Linked DNA regions of Homo sapiens: region 2 is linked to region 1. Evidence: read pairs that join two places in POLR2A ChIA-PET (ENCODE). Cell type or tissue: MCF 10A. All regions are shown on one strand. Links, peaks and the distances in the headings refer to the core of each region. The heading gives the core; the rest is flanking DNA. Region 1 holds the start of NTRAS (non-coding transcript regulating alternative splicing). Region 2 has its middle 27 kb from the start of SLC30A1.

What was found. Peaks named below come from ENCODE experiments on the same cell type or tissue, not always from the same donor. Only the 100,000 strongest peaks of a DNase experiment are listed, where the experiment ranks them.
Region 2: POLR2A ChIA-PET joins it to region 1 with 13 read pairs; 7 of 35 experiments call an interaction of 5 or more read pairs at or near these places.

Annotation. Positions count from the first base shown.
Region 1 is chr1:211,638,618-211,646,950 of GRCh38, forward strand. It overlaps NTRAS (non-coding transcript regulating alternative splicing), which reads left to right and starts at 1,191. Exons shown (of 3, transcript NR_131925.1): 1 at 1,191-1,272; 2 at 1,602-1,743. RefSeq lists an enhancer at 3,974-4,809. In MCF 10A, for the core only: no CTCF peak of the experiment used is centred there; DNase peaks (open chromatin) are centred at 374, 1,014, 1,364 and 5,164.
Region 2 is chr1:211,548,287-211,556,619 of GRCh38, forward strand. No RefSeq gene overlaps it. Among named protein-coding and RNA genes, the nearest start is that of SLC30A1, 27 kb to the right of the region's middle. RefSeq lists a silencer at 350-757. In MCF 10A, for the core only: no CTCF peak of the experiment used is centred there; DNase peaks (open chromatin) are centred at 3,545 and 3,965.

The DNA of each region.
Region 1 (8,333 bases), core at 273-8,272:
AGGATACAAACGAAGAGGCATGTAAGGCGGGGTATCAGGGAAGGAGTGTGGAGCTGCCATGCCCTCCCTGGGCGCTACACTCCAGGAACCTCCCTGTGTTCAGCTATCCGGATAAAAGCTCCCTGAACCCTGTCCTCTTGAGCTTTTATGGAAGCTTCTTGACATCAGCATTCTTTCCCCCAGGGCATAGGGTGGGACCCTTGCATGGGAGAGTCTTAAAATCCACAATCAGAAAGGCGAGGGAATGTTAGAGTGAAAAGAGCTAGGGAGAAGGTCAGAGGCTGCCCCTGAGGCCTAATGCACCCAACATTCTAACAAAAGACTGAAACAAGGGCTATGGGAGTTATGAGCCAGGAACCCTCTTGGACGAAAACCAATCTATTTCATAACACCACACTGGGTGTCCCTATGTTGCCCAGGCTGGTCTCAAACTGGCCTCAAGCAATCCTCCCGCCTTGGTGTCCCAAAGTGTGGGGATTACAGGCATTAGCCACGGAACTCAACCCATCAAAGTGTTTGTTTTTGTTTTGTTTTGTTTTCGAGACATAGTCTCACTCTGTCACTCAGGCTGGAGTGCAGTGGTGCGATCTCGGCTCACAGCAACCTCTGCCTCCCGGGTTCAAGAGATTCTCCTGCCTCAACCTCCTGAGTAGCTGGAATTACAGGCATGCACCACCATGCCTGGCTAAATTTTGTATTTTTAGTAGAGATGGGGCTTCACCATATTGGTCAGACTGGTCTCGAACTCCTGACCTCGTGATCCATCCACCTCGGCCTCCCAAAGTGCTGGGATTACAGGCGTGAGCCACCACACCCAGCCTCTCAAAGTGTTTTAAATTCAGTTAATAAACCACTTATTCCCTGGAAACAGCTCCTGTCATGGCACAGCCCACTTCAGGAAAAGTTGTACCAGGCAGCCTGTGAGAACATTTTCAATAGAAATGAGTGGACCAGGAACAAATTTTATTCCTACTCAATGGCTGTGTTTTCTTTGGCAGAAGCTAGACCAAGTTTCACATCACAGTTGAGAGGAGACGTGCATAGGAACTGCGTCATCTGGTTCCACACTCGCTCCAGTGATGTTTGAGCCCCAGCATAGATCAGCATGCCAGGAAGCAGCCCACCGGACCCACCCCTGATCATGGCACTGGACATTGTTTTCCGTGCTTTTCTCAGGCTGGTTTCTGCCTGTCCCAACCCTGGCCATGGCTGACAAGGGGCCCAGGGACACTGGAGCAGAGAGACCTGCTGGTCCTTGGGGTTTCTTGCAAGGTAGGACTCTACATCCTCCCTTGGGAACTAATTGATCTGTCAGTAAAATGTAAACTTCTGACTCCATGGGTCTGTGAATCAGCTGCCTCTAAAGGGAAATATCCCAGGAGTGATGAAAACTTGAAGATCGAGGATTGGATATAAGCTCAGAGGTGAAGGAGGGAAATTCCTCGGGTCAACTTTAGCGGACTGATCCACGGGGTCTGCCAAGAGACAGGAGCTCGAGGGTTAAACCCAAGCACTCGGGAGTCAGATGTATGAATCTGAATCTCAGCCTCTCGGCTTGCTGTGTAATCTCAGGCAAGTGACTTTTCTGTTCTGTAAATCAGGCTGATAGCGGGGGAACCTCTCTCACAGGGCTGCTACAAAGATTGCATGAGATTTTGCTCAACAAATATTAGCTGTTGGCTCCAGAGTTTAATACCTCTGATCACTACAAGCTTTGAAGGCAAGATAAAATAACTTCAACATGTGAGTACCAGGAGGCCTTGGTGAAAAGCAAGCCTGCCGGGAGATAATGCCTGGCTGGGTCAGGATTCTTGGTGCTTATTGACCACTGGGCACTTCAGAGCAGAACTCATCAAAGCCTCTGTATTGGGACAAGGGCTAGGGTGGAGGGGAGGATTGGGAAGGGAGAGGGGAGACTGTCCTTCTTTCTACTAAAAGTTACTGGCAAGAGAATGGGAATTAACCAGGCCTGGAAAAGTAATTTAGGTATTAGAACTTTGAACTCTTTTTTTAAAAACAAAAGACAAAAACAGCTTTATTGGGATATAATTGACAAATAAAAATTGTGTATATTTAAGGTGTACAACTTGATGTTTTGATATATGTACACATTATGACATGATCACTACCATCAAGCTAATTCACATATCCATCACCTCATACAGTCACTATTTTCTTCTTTGTGTGTGTGAGAGATGAGAACACTTAAGATCTATCCTCAGCCGGATGTGGTGGCTCACGTCTATAATCCCAGCACTTTGGGAGGCTGAGGCAGGCGAATCACGAGGTCAAGAGATTGAGACCATCCTGGCCAACATGGTGAAACCCCATCTCTACTAAAAATACAAAAATTAGCTTGGCGTGGTGGCGCGTGCCTGTAGTCCTAGCTACTCGGAAGGCTGAGCCAGGAGAATCGCTTGAACCGGGGAGGCGGAGGTTGCAGTGAGCTGAGATCGCACCACTGCACTCCAGCCTGATGACAGAGTGAGACTCCATCTCAAAAAAAAAAACTATCCTCTTAGTAAATTTCCAGTATATAATACAGAATTGTTAACTATAGTCCCACGCTATACATTAGATCTCCACAACTTATTCATATTGCATAACTGAAACTTTGTACCCTTTGACCAACATGTCCCCATTTTCCCGCCCCTGAGCTGCTGGCAACAGCAATTCTACTCTCTGCTTCTATGAGTTCAACTTTTTTAGATTTCACATATAAGTGACATTATACAGTATTTGTTTTTCTGTATCTGGCTTATTTCACTTAACATAATGTCCTCCAGGTTCATCCATGTTGCCGAAAATGTCGGGATTTTTTAAGGCTGAATAATATTGCATTGTACGTATATACCACATTTTTAAAATCCATTTATCCATTGAGGTACATTTGAATGGTCTACCCTCCTAACCAAGGCCAACCCTTTAGCCCAACTAAGCTCTTGGAAAATGCCCAAAGTTGCTGCAAAGCCCCTGGCTAAATCCTTCTCATCCTGAGACTCCGCTTCAGCGTTACCTCCCCAGGGAGGCCTGGGCTGGGTTTGATCCCTAAGTCAACCCATACGGCACTTTGCATTGTTAAAAGAAATACTTCAGCCAAATTAAATTTAAAGGAGTTTAATTGAGCAATGAACAGTCAGGCAGCCCCCAAATCACAGCAGATTCAGAGATACTCCAGCGCAGCCACATGGTGGAAGGAAATTTATGGACAGAAAGAGGAAAGTGACGTACAGAAAATAGAACATTTTCATATTGTTCAGTGAGTGTCAGGGGCCCCAAAGAATCATGATTCCACAGCATAATCACAGCTAACATGTATTTGGTGCTCTCTATGTACCAGGAATGGCATAAGTGTTGTCTAGTGAATTCACTCAACAACTCTGTGAAATAGTTTCCCTTCTCACTTGGTTTTTAGTTAAAAAAAAAAAAATTTGTAGAGATGGGGTCTCACTATGTTGCCCAGCCTGGTCTCAAATTCCTGGGCTCAAGTGATCCTCCTGCCTTGGACTCCCAAAGTGTTGGGATGACAGATGTGAGCCACCATGCCCAGACCCCTTCCCACTTTTGCATCTCTAAGCTGCCACCTTGCTGACCCACACACAGCTGTGGGTGAAATCCAATGGGCTCAGCAGCCATGAGCTAATAGCACTGCTCCTCCTGCGTAGAGAAAGATTTATTGTTTCGAACCTTTGACTTAGCTTAGAAAACAAAATCAGTAGGCCCCACTCTTCAATGTTTTTAAGGTATGGTCTCCCAGGTGGATTCTGAGACAGCTTTCATCTCTAGGGTTAATTAGGGTCTGGCCATTGCTCATGCGAAGATAGAAGACTAAAACACGCAAATCTAATGCCCCATCTTTGGCTTCCTTGGGAACAGGGGGAGGCTGGGGTGGGATGGAATGGAAAACACAGAGAAGCAAATAGCCCACCCAAGAAAGTGTGAGCCCTCCTGCCTTCACTACCTCTGGCCACCAAAAGAGACCAAACAAAGGGGCTAGGGGAAGGAAAGAATTGGGTGGGGGTAAAAGTGGGGGTCTTAGTAAACTCTAAACTCTTAGAAATAAATGTAGAGTTCACATTCCACCTGGGCTTCCAATGTCCTTCTCAGAGGCAGTCAGGGACCACCAACCAGGGAGCGCGTATGAGGGCTCAGCTTGGTTCTAGAACCTTTGTAAACTCATGCTTGCTATTTTGATGATCACTTACCTGATTTTCCAGAGGAAAACTAACCCAGGGAAGCAGGGAGGAGAGGCCCATGAGCCTGTGTTGGAAGAAGAGGAGGAGAGGTCAGCACTCCACCTTCAGCCATGTCCTAGCCAGAGAGGGGAGTGACAGCTTTCTCAAAGAGAGGAAACTGGGCAGATCCCTGAGGACTTGATCAAGGATGCAAGGCAGGGGAGCACAGGGGGGCTATGGGCTGAGAGGGGCCTGGAGGGTGGCAGTGGCTGGGCCTAGAGGTGGGCTCCGTAATGACACAGGGCTGGGGCAATGGAAGCGCCTAGCTCAGGAGCATGGTGGATGTGAGTGTATATCCGTCCACCCCTAGCTAGCAATTCACTAGCTGTGTGACCTTCCTCTATCTCCACTGATTGTTTCCAAGCCTGAGTTTCCTCACCTGTGAAATGGAGATAATCCAGCAATTGTGACGAGAAATGTGAGAAAATGCATGTCTGCAGCTATTACAGGGTCTGACCTGGAGTAAAAGCTCCATGAATGCCGGCTGTCCTGTGGCCTCCCCGACACGTCCCCCCTGCTGGAAGGCTTTCCTCACCATCTCCCTCATAAACAAAGCCAAGGTCAAGGCTGCAGCCCATGGTGAGAGCAGGGAGAGCTTGTGGGAAGTTCACTGCCCCGCCATGCCCCTGAATGGTGAGCCTCTTTCTTTGATGTGGGCTAACATCCGTGGACTCAGAGGCCCAGAAAGTGCGAGACACGCCAAGGCTCGGCCCCTGGGCGTCTGTTTCCTGAGCAGCCTGGGACACAGGTTGCCCTGGTGAGATGACCCACAGTCAGCACCCTAGGCCTTGGCATTATGCGGGCAGCTGGTATGAGCCCTGCCTCACCCTGCACAGAATTTGCCAGCTTCACAGCATTCCTGCCAGCCCAGCCTGCTCCCAGACCCAGCCAAGTTTCACTCAGGCAGCCTGCATTCCCATTTTGTGCGCCTTGTCCTGCCCAGAGGCACCGGCTGCTGAGGGAAGCATGAGGTCCTTGGAAAGGAGCTGCCCCAGCAGGCCGGTGTGCTGGGAGCCCTCAGCCTCTTCTACACTCCCGCCACCCCCAGCCCTGCATCCTGCCCCAAGCTGGCTGCCTGCCAGCTTCTCGGGTCTCATTTACTTACTGCTGTTTGTTTTGGAGGCTTCTGGGAAGCAAGGCTCCACCTGAGGAATCTTTGGCTGAGGGGACTTGTGACACCTGAGACTTTGAACTTTCAAGAAAACATAAGGCTCCGCTGGCCACTTCCCCGGGTGTGGGGACAAATGTCACTGCAGTGCCGTGGGCTTGCACCAGGCCCCTCCTCCTCTCCAAAGCAGCTAAGGCAGAGCTCATGGACAGGGACCTGCCTGAAGCAGCCGCCATCTGGGGGTTGACGGCTGCCTGGTCTCTTGCTCTATCTGGAAAAAGAAACCATAAGCATTTCATATTTATCTTATAATTCATTTGGATTTGTTTTCATATAAAAGTAATGTCTAAGGGAGGATTAGTCAAGTAAATTGTGCACATGTTCTTGTGATGACCTATTAGCAGATGCCACAGATTTACCCTAGTTTGAGAAACAAAGGTGAGAAGTATCTTTTGTAGACCAGGTGCGGTGGCTCACACCTGTAATCCTAGCACTTTGGAAGGCCGAGGTGGGTGGATTACCTGAGGTTGGGAGTTCAAGACCAGCCTGGCCAACATGGTGAAACTCCGTCTTTACTAAACAAAAAAAAAAAAAAAAAAATTAACTGGACGTGGAGGCACTCGCCTGTAGTCCCAGTTACTCGGGAGGCTGAGGCAGGGGAATTGCTTGAACCCAGGAGGCAGAGGTTACAGTGAGCTGAGATTGTGCCACTGCACTCCAGCGAGATTCTGACTCAAAAAAAAGGAGTATCTTTTGGAAAACCTCTGTTCAATAATTGACTTTTAAATGCACAAAAAATTGGAAATACACCAATTTTTACTTTTTTTTTTTTTTTTTTTTTTTTAGAGACAAGGTCTTGTTCTGTTGCCCAGGCTGGAGTGCAGTGACAAGATCATAGTTCACTTTGGCCTCAAACTTCTGGCCTCAAGCAATCTTTCCACCTCAGCCTTCCAAACCCCTAAGATTACAGGCATGAGCTACCCAGCCCAGACCTCAATTTTTAAAAATTGTAAAATGAACTTTTAAAATCCCTATTAAGGCTGGGCATGGTGGCTGACTCACGTCTGTAATCCCAGCACTTTGGAAGGCTGAGACAGGTAGACAAGGGGTTTGAGACTAGCATGGGCAACATGGTAAAACCCCATCTCTACAAAAAATAAAAACAAAACAAAACAAAAACACAACAATTAGCCCAGCATAGTGGCATGTGCCTGTAGTCCCAGCTACTTGAGAGGCTGAGGTGGGAGGTTTGATTAAACCTGGGAGGTCGAGGCTGCAGTGAGCCAAGATCATGCCACTGCACTCCAGCCTGGGCAATGAGGCAAGACCCTGTCTCAAAGAAAAAAAAATCCCTATTAAATTTGGTAGAATTGTAATTTAAGCAGGTTTATTATAGTGAGTTTGGAAAGAATAAAGAAAAAGAACTAAGTTACTCCCTCACACAGAGATAACCCTTTTGGTGTACATTTTGGTATATTTAAGATATCATACAATATATACTTCTTTGGTCATAGTTAGCACTCTTATCTAAGTATTTCTTCCCAATCAATCAATTAATGTTCAGCAAGATTTTTTATTTTTATTTTTTTGAGATAGAGTATCGTTCTGTCTCCCATTCTGGAGTGCAGTGGCGCAGTCTCGGCTCACTGCAACCTCACCTCCTAGGCTGAAGCGATTCTCATGCCTCAGCCTACTGAGTAGCTGGGACTACAGGCATGTGCCACCATACCCAGCTAATTTTTGTATTTTTAGTAGAGATGGGGGTTTCACCATGTTGCCCAGGCTGCTCTCAAACTCCTGGCCTCAAATGATTCATCTGCCTCGGCCTCCCAAAGTGCTGGAATTATAGGCATGAGCCACCGTGCCCGGCTGGTAAGATTATTTTTTATTTTTAGTGGCAGCATAGTCCACTGTGTGGACGAACAAAAGTTTTGTTTGTTTTTTGAGACAGAATCTCACTCTGTCACCCAGGCTGGTGTGCACTGGCATGATCTCAGCTCATGCAACCTCTGTGATTCTCCTGCCTCAGCCTCCTCAGTAGCTGGGATTACAGGTGCCCACCACCATGCCCAGCTAATTTTTGTATTTTCAGTGGAGACGGGGTTTCACCAGGTTGGCCAGGCTGGTCTTGAACTCCTGACCTCAAGCGATCTGTCCGCCTCAGCCTCCCAAAGTGCTGGGATCACAGGCGTGAGCCACTGTGCACAGCCTAAAAATTTTTTAACCGTTCATTTTTTGACATTTAAGTTGTTCCTATTTTTTGCTGTTATAAAAAACATTCAATAGCCACTTTTGCACAAACATCTTTGCACATTTATCTGAGCACATACTTAGGATAAACTTCATAAAATTGGAATTGCTGGGTCAAAGGATAAGGACATTTTAAGGTTGTTGGTACACCCTGCCTTGGCTGGTTTCTTCCTTTGCTTCTATGAAAACCATTGCCACCTTGAGATCAGGGACGTATTTGCCTAAATTTTCAGTAGTGCTATGATTTTGTCATTAGATGTTTAGATTATAATTCATCTGGACTAATCATAACACTAATAATAATATGAGGTAATACTTATTGGGTGGGGACTATGAGTTGGACATTGGGCTAAGAAATTCTTATGCATAATCTTACTTCACCCCTACTATTATGTTCAGGGAACTATTTTTATTTCATCTTACATAGGAAGAAACTAAGATTGTGAGTTTAACTTGGGATGAGGCAGGGATCTAGCTTTATTTTTATTTTCCTTTCTTTCTTTCTTCCTTCCTTTCTTCCTTACCTTCTTTCCTTCTTTTGTTTCCTTCTTTCTTTCTTTCTTTCTTTCTTCCTTTCTTCCTTCCTTTCTTTTTCTTTCTTTCTTTCTTTCTCTCTCTCTGTTTCTTTCTTTCCTTTCTTTTCTTTTTTAAAGACAGGGTCTCACTCTGTCACCTAGGCTGGAGTGCAGTGGCGAGATCTCAGCTCACTGCAGTCTTGACCTCCCTGGGCTCAAGTGATC
Region 2 (8,333 bases), core at 242-8,241, 90 kb before region 1:
TCAATGCCTAGAGTGATGCCTAGCCCACAGCAGGCATTCAACACTATTTATTGCATTAACTCAGGGGCTAGGTATGGAGGTCACAGGTGTGAGGTGAGGCTGAGAGGCGGGCAGGAGCCAGACCGGCAGGCCTCGTAGGTCTTGCTAAAGATCTGGAGGAGGTTGAAATGATCATGGCTGTGTTTGGGAAAGTCCCCTGGGCTCCAGGAGAGAGAATACTTTCTAGAAAGGTGATTCTTGACTTTGTGGGGTTTTGCGTGGGCAGGTCTGAAGATTTGTTTTCTGGAAAGGCAGCTTCTACTTAGAAGGGGTAGGGGGAAGAGCTCTGGGACTAAGGAGGTCTCTGCATTTTGACAAGACTACCACATGGGGCTGTAATTATGGGTAATCAGCCCTGTGCTTCTGAGTCAGCAGCTCAATCAAACCCTTTAAGGTGACAGGTTGCAGCACCGCCTCCTCCCTCCAAGCCTCCGCACTGGGAGCCTGCTCCGCCCTGCTGAGGGCTCACTTCTCAAGAGCATCAGGATATGCCAGATGCAGCATTCTCCCACCTCCCTGCCACCCACTCTCATCCCTCCCTTTCCTCCTGCACTCCTCAGTCTGAAGAGACTTTAGTGGAGATCAAGTCCAAGGGGCAAGAGGCCAGCTGAGCTTCTCAGTCTAACAGACAGTGGGGGAGGAGCCACCTAGGCACAGGAAGAGATAGGCGCTGAGCAGATAGCAGGCGTCACATGCAGACCCTCTCAGGGTGGGGCCACTGGGAGCCACAGGGCACAACCTGGGGGCAGCTTTCAGTGAAAAGCTGCCTCTCCCCAACATTCCAGCTATCCAAACAACTAGACTCTTTATTCAGCGTCTCCTAGGCCTACTGGGCTCCTCAGACTAAATTTGCCTTCTGCACATTCCCTGAGGGTTTTAATAACCTACCAGTAAGAACAACAAGTCCATTTCTACTAACCTAATAAGTCAAGCCAAGGTGGAAATACCTTTCAAGGGCCTCTCCCTTCCCAACTCAGCTGGACTTTCATTGCAGAAGGAAGCAAAGTTAAATTTGGGTTTGCTGTCAAGATGCACTTAACTATTTAGTTTTGCCAAGGAAGGGGGTGGGGGGATCACAGCTGGCAAGGCAGAATGTTCCATTCCCAGGCACTCAGGGGTTCAGAATTCTTTCCTACCATCTCACGTGCTGGCTTGTAGGATTCCTGCCAGCTGCTGACCTCCCGGGACCTGCTCCGGAGGCCTTGCCAGGCACGTACCACCTCATGAGACTGCAGGTCCTTGAGGAGGACACCAGGGCCTGCTTGGGCTTGCTCTGTCACCAACTACAGTTTACAGGGTAATCCCACATGGGGCATCCTCCAAGTACAGGGATACCGGTAACAAAGGAGACCAGATAGGAGGGAGCTCCCAGAAGCTCACAGTCCAGACAGGATCATCAGCGGTTCAGACAGAAGCCAGTCTCTCTCTGGCCCCTCCATCTCCACTCCCAGCCCAGCAGTTATGTCCATCCAGCCTTTCCATTCTCTCCTGGCCCAAGAAAAGTTTCTCTTTTCCCAGTTCCTACTCATGAAAACCTAAATATAGTGAACTTGATTCATTGGCTGATAGATTCACCTGTAGGGAGAAAAATTTTTGTTCATTTTTGGGGAATGGAAAGAAGGGGAAGACAGGGCAGAAACAGCATTTTGAGTTCCTTCTATCCTATGTTAGTTATCCTGGTGTTTGGAAGGTACCCCAATACCTGAGCTTGCAACTGGAAGGACTTGGGTTTGAATCCCAACTTGCCTTGTGTTGACTGTTTAGCTCTGGGCAAGCTGTTTAGCATCCCCAGGCCTCTGTAGCTAGAACTGTAAAGCGGGGACAAGGATTCCTTCCTTCAAGGGCTTCTGCAAAGACTAAGGTGACTGCAAAAGTAATTGCGGTGTTCTTATTATTGGAATTTGCTGTTTGATTTTGGAATACATTCTTATATAAATGTGGTTATGTTATACATCCTTTTAATGGGAATTTCTTGCTTTTTTTTTGCTAATGACATATTACTTGCTGTTTATTTTGTGTTTATTTTAGACTATGGAAATGATATTAGACAAAAAGCAAATTTGAGTAATTTTCTTATTCGAATTCAAAATAAGTCATAGAGCAACGGAGACAACTCACAACATCAACAACACATTTGGCCCAGGAGCTGCTAACGAACGAATGTACAATGCAGTGGTGGTTCAAGAAGTTTCACAAAGGAGACGAGAAGCTTGAAGATGAGAAAGTAGGGGCTGGCCTTCAGAAGCTGACAATGACCAATTAAGAGCAATCATCGAAGCTGATCCTCTTACAACTACACGAGAAGTTGCCCAAGAACTCAACTTCGATCATTCTACAGTCGTTTGGCATTTGAAGCAAATTGGAAAGGTGAAAAAGCTTGATAAGTGGGTGCCTCATGAGCTGAGCGAAAATAAAAAAATCGTCATTTTGAAGCGTCATCTTCTCTTATTCTGTGCAACAACAAGGAACTGTTTCTCGATTGGATTGTGATGTGTGAGGAAAAGTGGATTTTATACAACTGGTGACGACTGGCTCAGTGGGTGGACTGAGAAGAAGCTCCAAAACACTTCCCAAAGACAAACTTGTGCCAAAAAAAGGTCATGGATTTTTAGTGGTCTGCTGCTGGTCTGACCCACTATAGCTTTTGAATCCCAGTGAAACCATCACATCTGAGAAGTATGCTCAGCACATCGATGAGATACACCGAAAACTGCAATGCCTGCAGCCAGCATTGGTCAACAGAAAGGGCCCAATTCTTTCACAACAATGCCCGATCGCACGTCGCACAACCAACTCCTCAAAAGTTGAACAAATAGGGCTATGAAGTTTTGCCTCATCCACCAGATTCACCTGACTTCTTGCTAACCGACTACTACTTCTTCAAGCATCTTGACAACTTTTTGCAGGGAAAATGCTTCCACAACCAGTAGGATGCAGAAAATGCTTTCTGAGAAGTCCGTCGAATCCTGAAGCATGGATTTTTATGCTACAAGAATAAACAAACTTATTTCTTGTTAGCAAAAATGTGTTGCTTCTAATGGTTTCTATTTTGATTAATAAAGATGTGTTTGAGCCTAGTTATGATTTAAAATTCACGGCCCAAATTCACAATTTACTTTTGCACCAACCTTAATAAATAAGATGCAGGCAAACTTAACCCTTACAATCTCAGTAGTAAACTGTTAACAGTACAAAATTCCTTTCCCTTCCTCAAAATGTGGATATTGTGATCTGTATTTTAACAGATGAAGAAACTGAACTATTCCAGCCTGGGCAATATGGCAAAATCCTGTCTCTACAAAAAAATACAAAAATTAGCTGGGCATGGTGGCACATGCCTGTAGTCCCAGCTACTCGGGAGACTGAGGCGGGAGGATTGCTTGAGCAGGGGAGGCAAAGGTTGCAGTGAGCCAAGATTGCAACACTGCATTCCAGCTTGGGTGACGGAGCAAAACCCTGTCTCAGAAAAAGAAACGTAACTACAAAGAGATTAAATCATATTATGCCAACAGAGGAAATGTCTAAGAGATGTTGCAAGCCTGAAAGCTGAGCCCTGGCGGAAGGGTGAGTCTCCAGCGATGTCTAGGAATTTGGAGTTTGTCGAGGTGGGTCTTCACTCTTGGTAACCCTTGGGCCATTCAGCTTGGTTACTTGCAACCCTAGTTACAAGCAGGTTAGACCTCTCTATGCCAACAAGTTTGTGCCCATTCCTCTGCTAGATATCATAGGAGGATTTAAAAAGGAGTCCCAAACAGTCCCAGGCTGGCTGGCCCCCAGGCCGGGCAAACCAGACCGGCCGATCACTTTAGTTCTCATATTCACAGAATTTACAATCTTACTGGAAAACAAGACTGACACTCGTTGCTCAGAGAGGACCACTGAATGGGGCTTCTGGAAAAGGAACTAATACTTAAGTGCTGTTTACAAATCTTGGGCTGAGTGCCATTTCAGGATGACCCACTGAACACAAGCTACAGCTTTCTCTTTTGGCTCAAGTCCTTCAAATCACAGTAGGGAGAAACACATTTTTAGTGTCAGAATTTATTGAGGCATAACTTACCTATAAAAATTCATTCCTTTTATAAGCTTATGGCTTTTGACAAACGCATACAGTTATATAATCCCCATAATAGAGATAAAACATTTCCATCACACCCGCAAGTTCTCTCCTGTCCCTTTGCAGTCAATTCCCTCCCCGCAGCTCCCAGCCACTGGCAACCACAAATCTGATTTCTGTCCTTACAGTTTTGCCTTTTCCAAAATGCCGTTTGGCAGGATTTATATAAGGGAACTTTTTGAGTCTGGCTTCTTTTACTTAGCATAATGCTTTTGAGATTCACCTATGTTGTGTATATCTGAAGCTTTTTTTTTTTCTAAGTTGTGTTCCATTGTATCAAAGTGTGATGATTGTTGCCAGGTGCAGTGGCTCACTCCTATAATCCCAGCATTTTGGGAGGCTGAGGTAGGAGGATCACCTTGAGGCTAGGAGTTGGAGGCCAGCCTGGGCAACATAGACTTCCTCTCTACAAAAATAAAAGTATGTATATATATACATATTTTTTTAAAGTTGTCATGATTTGTTTATCCATTCACCAATTGATGGGCATGGGGATTGTTTCTAGTTTCTGGTGATTATAAATACAATAACTACAAATATTCACAAACAGATCTTTGTGTGGACATAAGTTTTCATTTCTCCTGTGTAAATGCCTAAGAGCAGGATTGCTGGTTTATAAGGTAAGCATATATTGAACTTTGTTAAAAATTGCCAAATTTATTTTCAAAGAGGCTGTACAATTTTGCGTTCTCATCAGTAATGAATGAGAGTTCCAGTTGCCCTAGCTCCTCACCAGCACCTTTTAATTTTGGTCATTCCAGTGGATGGGTAGTGGTATCTCATTCTGGTTTTAATTTGCATTTCCCTAAAGCTAATGATGGCCAGGTGCATTGGTACATGCCTGTAATCCCAGCATTTTGGGAAGCAAAGGCAGGAAGATCGCTTGAGCCTGGGAGTTTCAGACCAGCCTGGGCAACATAGGGAGACCCCATCTCTACAAAAAAATTAAAATGGAAGAATTGGCTGGGACCACAAGCATGCATGGTGGTGCACACCTATGGTCCCAGTTACTTGGGGTCCCAGGCTAAGGTGGGAGGATTGCTTGAGCCTGGAAGGTCAAGGCTTCAGTAGGTTGTGATTGCACCACTGCACTCTAGCCTGGGTGACAGAGTGAGACTCTGGGTGGGGGGGAAATAAAGAAGAATGATGTTGAACAGCTTTTCATGTGCTTATTTGTCATGCATACCCTTTATTTGAGGAAGAGTCTGTTTAAATATTTTCCTCACTTAAAAAAATGAATTATTTAAGGCTAGATGTGGTGGCTCAAGCCTGTAATCTCAGCTCTTTGTGAGGCCGAGCCAAGGCAGAAGGATGGCTTGAGACCAGGAGTTCAAGACCAGCCTGGGCAACATAGTGAGATCCCGTCTCTCCAAAAATTTAAAAATTAGCCAGGCATGGTGGCTCATGCCTGTGGTCTCAGCTACTTGGGAGGCTGAGGCAGGAGCCTTGAACTCAGAGGTTCAAGGCTGCAGTGAACTCTGATCATGCCACTGTATTCCACCCTGGGCAACAGGGCGAGATCCTGTCTCTTAAAAGAAAAGAAATTGAATCTTTGGTTCTAGTTATTATATTTGAAGAGTTTTTTTTAACATATTCTTCCAAGTCCTTTATCAGATATGTGTTTTGCAAATATCTCTTCCTAGTGTATAGATTATCTTTTCATTTTCTTGACAAGTGTCTTCTGAAGAACAGATCTGCATTTTAATGAAGCCAAATTTATCCATTTTTTTCTTTTGTGGTTCATGCTTTTGTAAGAAATCTTTGCTTAATCTAAGATACTAGAGATACTGTGTTTTCTTGCAAATGTTTCATAGTTTTAGCTTTAGCATTTGAAAATACAACTCAAAAATAAAATAAATCTGCAATCAAGCTCAAAACAAAAGAGAAACCCCTACTGGGTCAGAAATTGTATGAGATCCCTGAAGGGCAGAAAGCATATGGGATTGGAAAGAAGGTTACTGTTCTCACAAGAAGGTGGGATCAAAAAGGCTCCACCCTGGAGGAAGTAGAGTAGGTAGAGTGTGAGAGAGCCGGGGGCTTGAACCTCCACAGACCCTCTCAGCTACTCCTCCCTCTCTGCTCATCTCCATCTAGACACATGGTAGTAAATTACAGAACACCAAAGAGAAAATTCTATATCCTTCCCTGGAGGTAAAAAACTATTATCTATAAAGGAAAGAAAGGCAGATTGAGATGAGCTCTCATCAGCTATGTTAGATGTAAGAAGACAAACACAGAGCTGGGCTACTGAAAGAGGCTGAGGTGGGAGGATCACTTGAGCTCACGAATGTGAGCCTGTAGTGTGCCTGTGACTAGCCACTACACTCCAGCCTGGGCAACACAGTGAATTCTCTAAAAAAAAAAATTTTTTTTTTTTGAAGCAGAGTCTCACTCTGTCACCCAGGCTGGAATGCAGTGGTGTGATCTCAGCTCACTGCAACTTCTGCCTCCTGCGTTCAAGTGATTCTTGTGCCTCAGCCTCCAGAATAGCTAGGATTACAGGTGCGCACCACCATGTCCAGCTAATTTGTGTATTTTTACTAGAGACATGGTTTCACCATGTTGGCCAGGCTGGTCTCGAACTCCTGACCTCAGGTGATCCGCCTGCCTTGGCCTCTCAAAGTGCTGGGATTACAGGCGTGAGCCACCTGCATCCGGCCAAAAAAAATTTTTTTAAGAAAGACAAACAATACCTCTTCAGACATTAAGGGGAAATAAACCTAGAATTTCATGTCCAGCCAAACTAGACTCTTTATGAAATAAAGACACATTCCAATAAGAAGAAAAATGTATCTGTGAGGAATAAGTGAGTTTCAAGAAGTAGTGAGATGAGGCTGGGTAGGGTGGCTCCTGCCTGTAATCCCAGCACTTTGGGAGGCTGAGGTGGGCGGATCACCCGAAGTCAGGAGTTCAAGACCAGCCTGGCCAACATGGTGAAACCCCATCTCTACTAAAAGTATAAAATTAGCCTTTTGTACTAAAAGTACAAAAGGTGTGGTGCTGGGTGCCTGTAACCCCAGCTACTCAGGAGGCTGAGGCAGAAGAATCGCTTGAACCCGGGAGGTGGAGGTTGCAGTGAGCAGAGATCACACCACTGCACTCCAGCCTGGGTGACAGAGGGAGATAGAAAAAAAGAAAAAGATCCCCCAAAAAAAGAAGTAGTGAGGTGAAATATATGTGTATATGTGTACATACACAAAAACATATGTATGTGGGTATATTTATTTATATATATGTGTATTTATTTGTATATATAGGTTTTGTGTTGTTATCTATATGTAGGAATATATAAATGCTTATTATAAAAAAACAAAAACTTCTAAAACTAAATCTGTGATAAATTGGTAATTACCCTTGGTAATATCAATATGGATGAAATGAAAAGACACCTGTGTTCATGGACTGGAAGATGTGTTTGTTTATTTGTTTGAGACACAGTCTCACTTTGTCGCCCGAGCTGTAGTGCAGTGGGGCTATCTCAGCTCACTGCAACCTCCGCCTCCCGGGTTCAAGTGATTCTCCTGCCTCAGCCTCCCGAGTAGCTGGAATTACAGGTGCACACCACCACCTCTGGCTAATTTTTGTATTTTTAGTAGAGACAGGGTTTTGCCATGTTGGCCAGGCTAGTCTCAAACTCCTGACCTCAAACGATCCACCCATCTCAGCCTTCCAAAGTGCTGGGAATACAGGTGTCAGCCATCGCGCCCGGCTGCTGGGAAGATTTTAATTTTTAAATTTGGTTTCATTTTCCCTGAGGCCTCTTCCCTTGGTTGCAGGCGGACATCTTATTGTGTTCTCATATGGCCTTTTCTCTGTGCCTATGCATCCCTAGTGTCTTTCTTTCTCTCTTTCTTTTTTTTTTTTTAATGACAGGGTCTCCTTATGTTGCCCAGACTGGTCCTGAACTCCTGGGCTCAAGGGATCCTCCTGCCTTGGCCTCCCAAAGTGGCAGGATTATAGGCATGAGCCACCACGCCTGGCTGTTTCTTTTTATAACGACACTAGTCATATTGGATTAGGGTCCTATACTATGGGTCTCATTTTAACTTAGTCACTTCTGTAAAGACTTATCTCCAAAGACAGTCACATGGATTAGGGACCCAACCTACTCCCCTATGACCTAATTTAACCTTAACTATCTTTTTAAATGTTCTATCTCCAAATATGGTTACATTCT